2 separate regions of the Mus musculus genome follow, and region 1 is linked to region 2. The links are chromatin contacts, found by Hi-C or POLR2A ChIA-PET in ENCODE. All regions are on one chromosome and are shown on one strand. The core of a region is the stretch at or near the end of the contact, and the rest is flanking DNA. Distances in the headings are between cores, read along the strand shown.

What was found. Hi-C counts contacts between places; a loop is a spot of excess contacts on that map. ChIA-PET counts read pairs that join two places held with the same protein, here RNA polymerase II (POLR2A).
Region 1: a map of T-helper 1 cell shows a loop between it and region 2 (2.2-fold over the local background). The contact joins the promoter of Serhl here to the promoter of Ndufa6 in region 2. A Hi-C loop is called at or near these places in 1 of 37 maps with a recorded cell type or tissue (T-helper 1 cell). POLR2A ChIA-PET finds 5 or more read pairs at or near these places in 1 of 5 experiments (Patski).

Annotation. Positions count from the first base shown.
Region 1 is chr15:83,095,608-83,101,961 of GRCm38, forward strand. Serhl (serine hydrolase-like) reads left to right here and starts at 4,598. Exons shown (of 12, transcript NM_023475.3): 1 at 4,598-4,740; 2 at 6,037-6,186; 3 at 6,265-6,354. The coding sequence starts at 4,737.
Region 2 is chr15:82,349,372-82,356,085 of GRCm38, forward strand. Ndufa6 (NADH:ubiquinone oxidoreductase subunit A6) reads right to left here and starts at 4,920. Exons shown (of 3, transcript NM_025987.3): 1 at 4,710-4,920; 2 at 1,608-1,723; 3 at 768-1,000. The coding sequence starts at 4,857. The coding sequence ends at 869.

The DNA of each region.
Region 1 (6,354 bases), core at 3,348-5,847, 750 kb after region 2:
GTGCACAGACTGTGTTTTGAGTAAGAAAAGCTGCTCACGGGCTCAGAAATTTGAACCCCTGGTCTCTTGTTGGTGGCACTGATTGGGGAAGTTTTGAAAGCTTTAGGTCAGGTGGAGCCTTGCTGGAGAAAATGTGACACTGGGGGTGGGCTTTGAGGGTTTAGCTTTGTCCTACTTCCTCTCTTTTCTCCCCTTCTCCTCCCCCCTCTAGATGCATCCCTCCTTCTATCTCTCTCCCAACATCTCTGCCCCTATCTCTCTCTTTCCCCCATCTCTTCCCATATCTCCCTCATCTCTCTCTCTCCCTCTCATTCCCCCCTTCTGCATCTTGATGTGTATAAATAAAAATGTGACCAGCCAGCTTCCTGCTGCTTTTCCCACCACACACTCTTTCCCCAGGATGAACTCTGTCCATCTGAAACCATAAGCCAAAAAAACCCTCACCCTCTTCCTTAAGCACTTAGGTCAGGGTATTTTATCACAGCAACAGAACGGGAACTAATACAGAAGTGACTGTGGACTTAGTGTTAGAGAGAAGCAGAGAGCGCCATCTGCTGTGCTCAGCCAGCTGTGCCCTCCCTCCTTGGCCCAGGGAACTGTGCTGTCCATAGCTAAGGTAGGGTTCCCCACCTCAATTAATTTAATCTAGAGAAAAAAAAAACCTCACAGACATGCTCAAATGTATAATTCCATCAGAACTCTAAATTCAGTCAAGCCTGAATAATAAAGTACATTTTAATAAATAATAATAAATAATAGAGTAAAAATTAACCACCTGAGAGCTCTAAGATAACCGACCAGGTAGAGAGAAACATACAGTTCTGTGTTTCTTCTCAACAAACAGTCCCTCAGAATATAACAAGCCTTTTCGGACTAAACCCTGTCTCGATAAACAAACATGAATAAAATTTTTAAAGTTCTCATTTGAATGTTTTTGAGTTTTGGCTTTTGAGCTAGGGTCTTACTCTCTAGCCCTGACTGGCCTGGAACTCACAGAGATCCTCCTGCCTCTGCTTCCTGAGTGCTGGGATTACAAGCATGTGCCTGGTTAAATTTGAGGTTGTTTTTTTGTTTTGTTTTGTTTTGTTTTTTAAAGGTTTATTTATTTTATGTATGTGAGTACACTGTTGCTGTCTTCAGACACACCAGAAGAGGGCATTAGATTCCATTACAGATGGTTGTGAGCCACCATGTGGTTGCTGGGATTTGAACTCAGGAACTTCAGAAGAGCAGTCAGTGCACTTAAACCGCTGAGCCATCTCTCCAGCCCGAGGTTGTTTTGAAACAGTTTTTGCTATGTAGCTCAGGCTGGCTTTGAACTTGAGATCTTCCTGGCTGGGCATCTCAACCTCTGTGGTGGTTTGTATATGCTTGGACCAGGGAGTGGCACTATTAGGAGGTGTGGTCTTGTTGGAGGAAATGTGTCACTGGGGGTGGGCTCTGAGACTTTCCTCCTAGCTGCCATTAAGACAGTCTCCTGTTTGCCCTCAGATCAAGATGTAGAACTCTCAGCTCCTCTAGTACCATGCCTGCCTGGATGCTGCCATGCTTCTCTCCATGATAGTGGACTGAATCTCAAAACCTGTAAGCCAGCCCCAGTTAAATGTTTGCCTTTATAAGAGTTGCCTTGGTTATGATGTCTCTTCACAGCAATGGAAACCCTAAGACAACCTCTGAGATAGCTGGGTGTGGTGGCACACGCCTTTAATCCCAGCACTCGGGAGGCAGAGGTAGGTGGATTTCTGAGTTCGAGGCCAGCCTGGTCTACAAAGTGAGTTCCAGGACAGCCAGGGCTATACAGAGAAACCCTGTCTGGAAAAACAAAAACAAACAAACAAACAAAAAAAGACAACCTCTGAGGTTGTAGACTTGAGCCACCGTACGCAAGGCTCTGGTCTTCATTTCTCTCTGCAAAAAATAAACTTAAATTTTGGTATAATTTTAAATTTACAGGAAAAACTGCAAAGAGACTCCAGAATTTAAACGCTCCCACCCCACCCCCATTCTTGCGCTGTCAGCATCTTTCAAGCCATGGGCAGCCAGAAATAAACACTGGTCTGCTGCCGGTCTACACTCTGGGCTTATATAGATTCCCCCCCCCCCCCCCCCCGCCCCGCCCCAGCTCCTCCTCCCAGGTTCTTTTTCTGTTCCAGAATCCAACCCGGGATCCCATGCTGTGTTTAGTGTCATTTCACAGATTTAGCTAGGAGCTTCCTGTTGCTGATAAAGGGGGGAACTCCTGGGGAACTCTTGTCTCTCTCAGTTGGGGATGTGTGTGTTTAGTAATCCCTTCCCCTGGATGCTGCTGCTATTCCAATCTGAGGAAGCTTAAGCACAGGGTAGGAACCTAAGACCTTAAAAAACACTCACACATCCTCCCTGCCCTCTTGTTGCTATAGCTTGTGTGAGCCCCTAGAGAGTGAGCCTGGGGCAGCGATTCTCAGCCAATCCAATAGGCAGTCATCGATTGAGTCTCTCCTGTGCACAAGGCCCTCAGGTAGATGTTAGCGGGGAAACTGTTTTTTACAAGGACCATATCCTACTTTTTAAGAAGCCAACATGCATTCAGAGAGAGAGAGACGGCTAGAGCCACGTGGGGGTGAGAGGCAGGTAGCAATGGTGTGAACAGAAACAAGGAGGTGCTTCCACCCGTGAGGGCTGAGAGGGTTTCTAGGGAAGCTGACTTTGAAACCAAGTCTTGAAAAGAGGGTAGAATTGTCCAGGGTAGAAGGAAGGAATTGTCCAGGGTGGAAGGGGGGGAAAAGGCTCAGAGATATAGACAGCAAGAGTCAGGTGTAGAGAACGGATAGCACAGGAGAGGGAAAGGCCCCCCCCCAACACCATCTAATAGACCGGCAGGAGATCAACCCCCACCCCAGCCCGCAGTGAGAGGCACCCAGATTTTCACACGAGTAAAATAAGAGGTGGGGAAGGGGCTGGTGGCAGCTTGTGGTCGCAGGATAAGCAGGGCAGAATGGAGTCACAGGGACGGAAAGGGAAGAGGTAGATGGAAATGATGGGACACAGATGGATGTGAACATGAGGATGAGACTGAATGGAGGGACAGTGACTGTAGCCATGGACCAGCAGGACAGACAGGAGCCGGCTGAGGTCATGGCTGCTGGAGGGGCTGGTTGAAGCAAGGGAATTTTGAGGTCAAAGGAATGCGAGATGCCAAGTGCAAGTATTGGTAACAATGTGTCACTGGGAAAGATTGGGAAAGGTCCCAGGCTTCCTGGTAGGTGTCTTGTTCCCAGTGGCTCTGAGTGACTGTACTCCGACAGAACTCAGTGAAGACCCTTATCTATCGAGAATCAAAGTGTGTTCTCCACCGATAGATGCCACTGATTGGACCCAACAGAAGTGTTCTCAAAGGGCTGGGGATGTAGCTCAGTTGGTAGAATGTTTGCCTGGCATGCATGCATCCACGTGTTTGACCCCCAGCAGTGCATAAACCAGGCGTGCAACCCCAGTGTTCTGGAGAGGGAGGGAGGCGGCTCAATTCAAGGTCACCCTCAGCTATGGAGTGAGTTCGAACCCTGTCTCCAAAAACCAAAGAATAGAACAGAAAAGCGTGGTGTGTTCCCAGCTCCTAACCTCTGAGTGAAACCACTCAGAAAAGTCCTGTCACAACCAGGCGGCCCCATTTTCCAGCCCCTCATCTACGTTGGCCTATTTTTCAGCCTCAAATTTCTCTCCACAGTGGCTCTGCCCAGCCTCCCCTCCCTCCCCTTACTACAGCCTGTGATGCTCAGGGTTTGCCCTGTCACCCCTTTGGGGAACTCACCACACTGATTCCGCTCAGTGCCCAGGTCTGTGGTTCGCCAGCTACAACAATGATAGGGAATATCTCCCGCTGTTCCAGAGAGCCCACCTGGTAAATTTAAAAGCTCAAGATTTCTGCTTTTAATTTAAAAGGTAGTGCTTGTATGTGTCCATTTTAGGAATGTTTGTGATTGGATTGCTAGGGTTAGCTTTAGGATGAGTTTTGGTCATTGGAGAGTCCTGCAGTGTATTCCAGGCTGGCCTCCAAAAACCCACAGGCCTTTCCCAGCCTCCTGAATGCACCCCGTGCCCACAGTCTGACTCTGAGTTCTTCTCGGGACTGAAACTGTTTTCAGTCCTTCCTTGCCTGGGGATGGTTTCTGCCAGAGCCCTCGCTTTATACATTCATTTATTCATTCAGGCCGTGCAATCAATTATCAAAGCTGGATAGCGCCAGGCACTGCTGAGGGACCGCAGCCACCGTGGGGACACGGTGGGGAGGCATGAAACACTGTGAAACAGTCGTCTCATTTCTGTGGGAATCAGAGAGGATCCTCGAGGGAGCTTTCCTCACTGTGGGGCCACCGGGGCCTTGTCTAGCTCGTGGTAATCATGCGGGGATGCCCAGGTATTGAGCCTGTCAAAGCTTGTCCTCCAGAGACTTACTTCTCTGCTAGCTCTGACACCATCCCACCGTAGCAGCACAGCAATGTGCCAGGAGTTGAGCAGCCCTGAGATCCTCCTGAAAGTCCCGGGCCGGCCGCAGGAAGGCGGGGCCTCGGTGGGCGGTGTCGCTTGAAGGGGCGGGGCTGGCGCTAAAACTGGGGCTAAGGAGACGGAAGCCGGTGGGGACGGGAAGGACCTGGAGGGAAAGTCCTGAGCGGGACGCAAGAGGCGGGGCGTGAGCTTCTGAGTCCTTCCAGTTCCTGTGACCTCCTCAGCGAGGAGTGACAGCCTCACCGACCAGAGCAATGGGTGAAAATGTCCCTCAGGGCCCCTTAGATTGGAGTGGGAAGGGGGAGGCCGACGAGTGCTCCCACTCGCTTACTTGAGCTGGTGGAGTGGACGCTCATCGCCCTCTCCCAGGCTCAGTGGGCAGCACTGGGATCTAGCAGAGCCAGACTCGGGGCTCCTGATGGCCGCTGAGTCCTAGGCTGCTATTTGGGGTTGCTCTTTGGGTCCAACAGCAGCAGAAGGTCAGCTCTGGAGCACATCTGACTTGAAGAGGCCCAGATGGAGCCCTGGAGTCAAGCTGACTCTCTCCCCCTCTCCTTCCTCCCCTTCTCCCTTTCCTGTGCCTCAGTTTCGTGATCTGTGCACTGAGAACAGCAGTGGCCCAACTCTCCAACTCACGGTGTATAGATAGATAGATAGATAGATAGATAGAGTATAAAGTGTCTGGCATCGGCTCCGAAGGTATAGGAAAAGCTGGCCACGGTGATCTCCCAGTTTCGATTTCCAAGGGTTCAGTTTCCTAAGGTCCAAAATGTGAGGGCACAGACCAGTTTTGAGCAGCATGGTACTCTGAGTAGTGTCTTAAAACCCTCAGCCATTTTACTGTATGTAGCTTTAGCTGGCTTGGAACTCCCTAGACCAGCCTATCCTTAAGTGGCCGAAATCCTCCTGCCTCTACCTCCTCAGGACTAGGCTAGGCTTATAGGTGTGATTAATACACTTGGTTCTCATAATAATATTTTAGAGTCAGTGCTGCACAAATTGTAGTATATTTGTTTTATTTTGTTGATTTGAAGTTTTATGAGACAATGTTTTATCGTCTATCCATGTCTACCTTTTAAGGGCTGGGATAACAGGCATGTATAATTATTGTTATAGGTAGCATTCAGTGTATGGGGTCTGTTACTGCTTGAAGTTTCAGGTATCTACAGGGGCTCTTGGAATGGGTCCCATATAGTTATGAGGCATTATTCTCTATTTGCTCCTGTTTAACAGAAAGGGAAACTGAAGATGGAGAGGTTTTAGGCAAGCCAAGGTCATACAGCCCACAAGTGTCAGGGTTCAAGCCGGCAGCCCCCAACCTACTCCTTCCAGTTCTGCCCTAAAAACCAATGAGCTATATCCTGAAAAACCTATTCAGATCTTTCTCATCCAGGGGACCCAAGCTGTCTTTCCCTGTTATCTGGCAATCAGTCTGTCTAAAGCTTAGACATAGGCCAGTAGCTCAGGCGCCTGTGCCTCTTGGTGCACTCATAGGGGCTTAGGAAGTGCCGGATTCCTGGATGCAGGGGTTGACAGACCAGATCTGCCTTGCAGGTTTGCACTCAGAGTTGAAGTTGGCTGTGCCCTGGGGCCACATTGCTCTCAAAGTCTGGGGCTCCCAGAAGAACCCTCCAGTTCTCTGCTTACACGGCTGGCTGGACAACGCCAACTCCTTTGACAGGCTCATTCCTCTTCTTCCCCAAGGTAGGGCCGTGGGCTGAAGGGCCGTGGAGGGGTGACGGCAGCCATGCCGAGCCCCTCTCTTCCTCTTCCCTGCTGCAGACTTCTGTTACATGGCTATGGATTTCGGAGGCCACGGGCTCTCGTCCCATTACAACCCAGGCCTCCCGTACTACCAGCAAAATTTTGTGA
Region 2 (6,714 bases), core at 3,670-6,169:
CCACACACACCCTCCTCTGACTTGAAATTTTTCTACTTTCCATAAGTTCAGGAGAAACTTGCTTCAAAGCCACTTAGGCCTGGAAGGGTTGCCATGTGCTGAACATGCAAAGCTTTGTTAACTGCTTAGCAGAATATTTGATAACACTTGGGCCCCTGGGGGGGGGGGCGGGGAGGATCCCTGGTGCTGTGGGGTCATTCAGTAATTAAACCCCAATACTGTGAGTGCCTTTCTTCAGCATTCAGGACTGTCCAGGGAAGAAGGTCGAAACAAGAACATCGGTAGTTCAAGGTCATCCCTGGCTACACAGGGAGCAGGCAGGCTATCCTTGGCTACATGAGATCCTGTTTGAACAAGAAAGTGCATTAGTAGTAGGACCAGTGTGTTGTGTTTGCACTGACTAGTGTGCTCTGCAGTGAGGAGGCAGCTAAGCTCATTTGCAGACCAGTGCTCCTAAGCAGAAGGGCTAGCCTCCGGGCAGTCAGTTCTAGTGCTGTCCCCACAGTGCTGCTCTGTTCCCTCTGATGGAAGAGCCTTGCTGCCAAGTCTTGGAAGCTATATACATAAGTACAGAGACAGTAACAAAGTTACCATTTCACATCCACTGTGGGAGAATCGGATAGAGCCTCCCATCCCTTCCTGCTACCCCATGCAAGGTCTGAGTCAGCTGGCAGCAAACAACATAGATCTCCAGGACAGGGGCATCAACATGGTATGTGTGTACAAGAAGGTTCCACACTCAGGCAAGAAGTAAGAGAGACCACAGGAAAGGGGTTCACCAGTGCAATTTTATCACAACCAACCATCAAATAATGAGTTTATTTATACTCTAGTTAAATATTAACATGCACCTTCCCATCAGGTGACCTCATGGGTCATGGCCCATATAGAACTTAGATAAGAAATCCTTTGGCCTTGGTGTTTCTGTTTCATGGAAAAACCGCATAACGTGTGTCCGCTGCTTCCATACTTTGATGGTTTCCTGGAGCTCCATCTTTCCCTGTGTACATGAAGGAAAAGTAGTCAGTTCCAGCCATTAAATGAGGAACACAGCACACAAGTTCAGTTCTGTGTTGTGTTTGGCATGGACTCGCTAATGACCGTACATTAACCATACCCAGAGCCACACTGCCTTCCTGTGGTTGCAGACAGGTGAGACAGCGTGTGTTCCAGGGTGGCATCCCATAGGAGCTAGCAATTCCTACACTTGACACTGTTATAGCTGCAGCATGTCCCTCCTCCCTCCCCCAGACCTCCCCTTCAGGGCCGAGGCAAGAGGATGTGTGGTTCCAGCCCAGGACTCTATCTCAAAAGTGGAGACATCCAAGTGGGGTATGGTGGTACACACTTTTAATCTTGGCACTTGGCAGGCAGAGGCAGGTGGATCTCAGGGCTAGCCTGGTCTACAGAACAAGTCCCAGGACAGCCAGAACTACATACTGAGACCTTGGCTTTAAAAAGAAAAAAGGGGACCTCCAAGTTGAACTTGGAGACACGGCAGCTGCTGAGTCTAGAGCTGGCTTTAATGGAGGTGGTATTCACTTGAAGACTCAGGGGCTCAGGACAAGCCAGCGGCTCTTTTAAGTCTGCCAGAGAGGGCCAGTTACCTTAATGACCAGCAGATCAACCACTCTGGGGTCTGTGACATGGGCATTCTTCATGAACATTTCTCGGACTTTATCCCGTCCTTGTTTCACCGTGATATCCAGCTGCATTAAGTGCACTAAAGAGAAAACTGGACTGTAGAAATCAGACCTTTTAAGCATGGTTTTAGAAGCTTATGTCAGTGGGTGACCACTGGACATGTACAAGTGGCTCAGTTACTTTATTCCGCATAGCCCAACCCTAGCCTGGATACATGCCTTACTAAACTGCCCAACCTGGATCTCAGTGCTCTTGAGTGGGCTTCTGGAGAGGCTGTGTACCTACCTTGCTTTTTGTGTATGGGCGGAGCAGGCTGAGGCAGAATCTAGGGCCTTGCACATGTTAGGCAAGGGCTCCATCACTGAGGAATATTGTTTTTATATGGGATATAAAATATACTACCATATTATTTTTATATGGAATAACCAGCAAGAATAAAGGCACCAGAGTTGAAATCTCTGTAAAATAATGTGTAGGTGTTAAGTACTATATGAATTTGGGAGCTAAGGGGTACTGCCAAGAGTTTGCACAGGGAGGGAAGGCTGTAATCAAACCATCAGACAACCTGGGGAAGGACATGACTCTAAGCCTTAACTGAGAGTGGGACAGTCACCTATGACTGCAAACAAGATACAAGGCTGCCACTGTGGAGCCATGAGTCACACCACCCTGCACCACCACCCCCAGATAAGGGACTGAAACCGAACACAATAAACTTCTCTTCCCTTAAAAAGGGAGGAGGCTGAGAGGTGGCTCAGCATCGCCTTTCCAATCCCCAGCAACCATGTCAGGCAACTCAAAAACCCTGTAACTCCAGCTCCAGGGACCCACCCATGCCTCTGACCTCTGCGGACACTTGGGATTTACCTGCACCCTCCCATACACACACACACACACACACACACACACACACACACACACACACACACACACACACAACTTTAAAAAGTAATAAAATACATTTAAAAAGTCACAGTATTCACCAATCTATTAAGTCAGTGGCTAAACAGTGGCACAAACTCAGGTGACTGAACTTAATGTGCTACATGGGTGTCCTTTGGAGATTAGGTTGTAAACTGGACTTAGTGGTAACAGGACTGTAAACCCAGCCTACAGGCTGGAGGTTTGCCGTGGCTGTGTATGGTGCTATGAATCCACAGCAAGATCTTGTTTCAAAAGAGAAAAGCAGGCTTTAGTCACCCATCCCCTGACACTCAGCCTTCGGCAGATTTGCTGAGGACACCAAGGATACAAAAGGATCACTAGGTGTTAAACATTCTGGCTACAGAGGTCAGTATATTCATTTAGTGAAGATACCTTGTGCACTGGCCATTCTTGTGACATGTCCACTCTGATCTATAAAACTGCAATCAGCCAACCATGGTGGCAGATGCCTTTAATCCCAGAATTGAGGCAAAACCTTAACAAAAACAAAAACAGTGCTGGGCATGGTGGCGCACGCCTTTAATCTCAGCACTCGGGAGGCAGAGGCAGGCGGATTTCTGAGTTCGAGGCTAGCCTGGTCTACAAAGTGAGTTCCAGGACAGCCAGGGCTATACAGAAAAACCCTGTCTCAAAAAAACAAAAAACAACAAACCAAACCAAAACACAACACCCAAAAACAAAACCAAGCCCGGTGTGGTAGCACAGAGGCAGATGGCTCTTTGAGTTCAAGGCCTGCCTGGTTTACGTAGCAAGTTCCAGGCCAGCCAAGGCTACAATGTGAGACGCTGTCTCAGAAAAACAAAACAACAAAAAGTCACAAAAACACAGACAAAATCATGCTGTGTCTAAATCAGGTTTGAATCTTTTGTTATACTCCAATTCAGTGATTGCAGAAATGGTGAACACTAGGCTAGGTTCTGAGAGAGCTGTCACCAAGGTCAGTGCGCACACAGGGATTTCAGGAAAGAACTGTACAATGACAAACTGAGACAAGTTTAAGTTGAGACAGAACCCGTCACTCAGAATCTTAGTATTTGTGAAGCATCAGGCCCAGAGACTGAAGGGTGCAGTATTATAACTACTGTCAGGTAAACTCCAGCCTGAGGTGGGCATGGTTTTTTTGTTTTGTTTTTTCTCCAGTCTGTGTTCTAATAACTAAGAGGAATCTTCTCCCATCAGTGCCTCCCCCGAGTTTTATATCAGTTACTTAAGTAACCTATTTAATACAGTAACTCCCGGAAGAAGACAGTATTATGGCCATTTCACAGATGAGCAAATACCGGTGAAAAATCTTACCCAAGGTCACACAGCTAATAAAGGTCGAAACTGAGGACAGTGTGGCTGCCTCTCAAGCAGTGCTGAGGCGTGCTGTGGAGCTGTTGTTACTCATTGGAAAACGCCTTTCCCCTCAGATCAGCTCAAGTTAAATACATGTCTACTCAACAACAAAAGATGTCCCTGACATATGTAGGACATTTGAACTCTCGCTAACCCCCTTTTAAAATCCACTACAGTGGCAGCATTGAGGGAGACAACCAAGATTGCAGATTCACACTCGCCACTCAGGTGAACAGACTAGATTCTCCCACCTACGGGAAAAGGCGTGTTTTGCAGCAGAAGGGGGTTAGACTTCAAAATTCTGGGGCAAGCTGATCTAGTGAGCAAAGCTGGGGAGCTCTGAGGGGCCATTTCGTCTGGAGGCTTCAAAGGGCAGCAGGCAGCTACTGGGTGACCTTCGTCAAGTCGTTTCCCTCTCGTGATGCAGTTTGTTCTCCAGACTAAGTAACAGATAACTGCTAAAGCCCTTCGCCACTTTAGTTACAAAATCGAATGGGCATCTAGAACCTTCTCTGGAACTGTAAAGCTGGGTTCAAGAAGCACCCGGGGCTAGCTCAGGACCGCGGACGCCCCTCCCAGGGGCTCCATAAGAAATAAGGAACAAAGGCCACCAAAGCAACTGGGGCGCTCGGAAGCCCTGTCCCGGTGTGGGGCACTCTGGCTCGGGTGACCCCCTTCCCCCGAAGCCCAGGGCTCGTTTCTGTCCCACTACGTGACCTCAGCTCGGCCGAGAGACCTTGGGCAGGTGCCTCCGGCGCCCCGAATGCACCCCTGCCTCTCACCGGTGTTCGGCACCTCCCGATACCAAGCGCGGTAGAGCTCGCGCACCCTCCGCTTGGCCTCGTTCAGGTCGCGACTGAAAATGGGCTTCACCGAGGTACTGGCTGCCGCAGCAGCAGCTTGGCGCAGGCCGGTGGCCGCGGCCGCCATCTTGCCGAGGAAGCCCCGCCCCTTCAGCGTGCGCACGCGCGGTGCCACGGGACTCGCTGCCGTGCCTCCTGCAGTGCAGAGGGAAGGACTGACTGGACTAGGGCTCTCTGATTGGCTGGAAGCCTCGGGCTCTGCAATGCGCATGCTCTACCGCGGAAACACCGATCCGGGGTTGGCTCGTTCAACGGCGGCGCTGAGGAACCACCAGGAGGCGCAGCGTCGAGGCTTCAGGCAGCGGTGAGGCGCTCTGTCTGCTCTTACCAAAAGTTTGTTCCTTCAGCCAGGCGCCGTGGTTGGCAGGCTCGGAGGAGAAGACCTCGGGCATAGATAACGGTGCCAGGCGGCAATGGCAGTCTTTCCGCAGCAACAGTGCGTACTGCTGAGCATATTGTGTATGTGCTTCCGGAAAACCGTTTTCTTGTAGACATGGTGTCGATCGCAAAAGCGCCTCTGGCTTGAGCTTTTTGGCGTTTCTCAGCCCCGTTTGTTTACTTACTTCATGCCATTGTTTTGAGTTGTCGTCTCACTGCGCCTGGCCTGGAACTCACTTACGTAGACCAGCCAGGCTGGCCTCAGAGCTTGCAGTGATTTCTCTGCCTCTGCAGGTTTGTGCCCACAGCACTTGCGGTTGCCTTTTTGTAAATAAATGTGTGTGGGTGTTTTGGATGTTTGTATAGGTGTGCGCCACGTGTGCTTTTTGGAGTCCATGGAGGCCAAAAGAAGGCTATGGATTCCTCTGGGACCGACGGTTATGATTTGCTTTGTGGAGCTGGGAATTGAGCCCAGGTCCTTTGGCAGAGCAGTTAGAGTGCTTAAGCACTCACTGAGGCATCTCTCCAGCCCCGCAGTTACATTTGACCTTGCACTCCACATTTCCCCTGCTTCAGTCTCCTTAGTGCTACTTCACCTAGCCTAATCATTTCCATTTTAGACTAGGGATTTTACATCCCAAACCATGGAAGCTATATCTACCTCTGTATCTAATCTATATCTATACTCTATGGTATATATCTATATATATTCGCTGCTATATAAATAAAAGCTGAAGAATTGCTGCCTAACGACATTCTAATATAGTAAGTGCACCATGCTTTTATGGATATTTTTGTGGTGATTTGAACAAACAGTACTTCCAGTCAAAGTACAATGCACACAGATATGCTCAGCACACAGCATTTAAACTCTCATGGAGGAGAGCATGGCAGCAGGCAGGCATGAGTGGCCTTGAAGCAGCAGCTGAGGTCTTACAATAGAGAAAGACTGGGCCGGCCTCTAGTCACTTCTAGTGACACATCTTCAACAAGGGCCACATACTCCAACAAGGCCACACCTCCTAGTCCTTCCCAAAACAGTTCCACTAACTAGGGACCTAGCATTCAAACACATGAACTTATGGGGCCCAAACCACCACATTATTGATTTTTGTTTTTTTCTTTTATTCTCTCCCCTCCTTTTTGAAACCTGGCTAACCTGGGACTTTCTTTATAGACCCATGTTGGATGATTCACAACTACCATAACTAGCTCTAAGGGGCCCAGTAACCTTTTTTCTAGCCTCTATTAAGCACCTGCATAATGTGGTCCCTATACACATACACACATGAACACACACACACACACACACACACACACACGCACATACAGATAAATTATTTAAAAAATTTAGTTTTTCAGACTTGTTTTAAGGTCTAAAATGTAGTCTTTTCTGTCGTGACTAGTATTTCATGTGCATATAAACCAAGACATTCTCTAGTTTTGGCCATCTACAGGTACATAGTCGTGATTCAGCGACCTTTATGAGGTTTGGAGGAGGTAGGAATTGCTGTCATGCGCTATGCCCACTCACTTGATATCACTG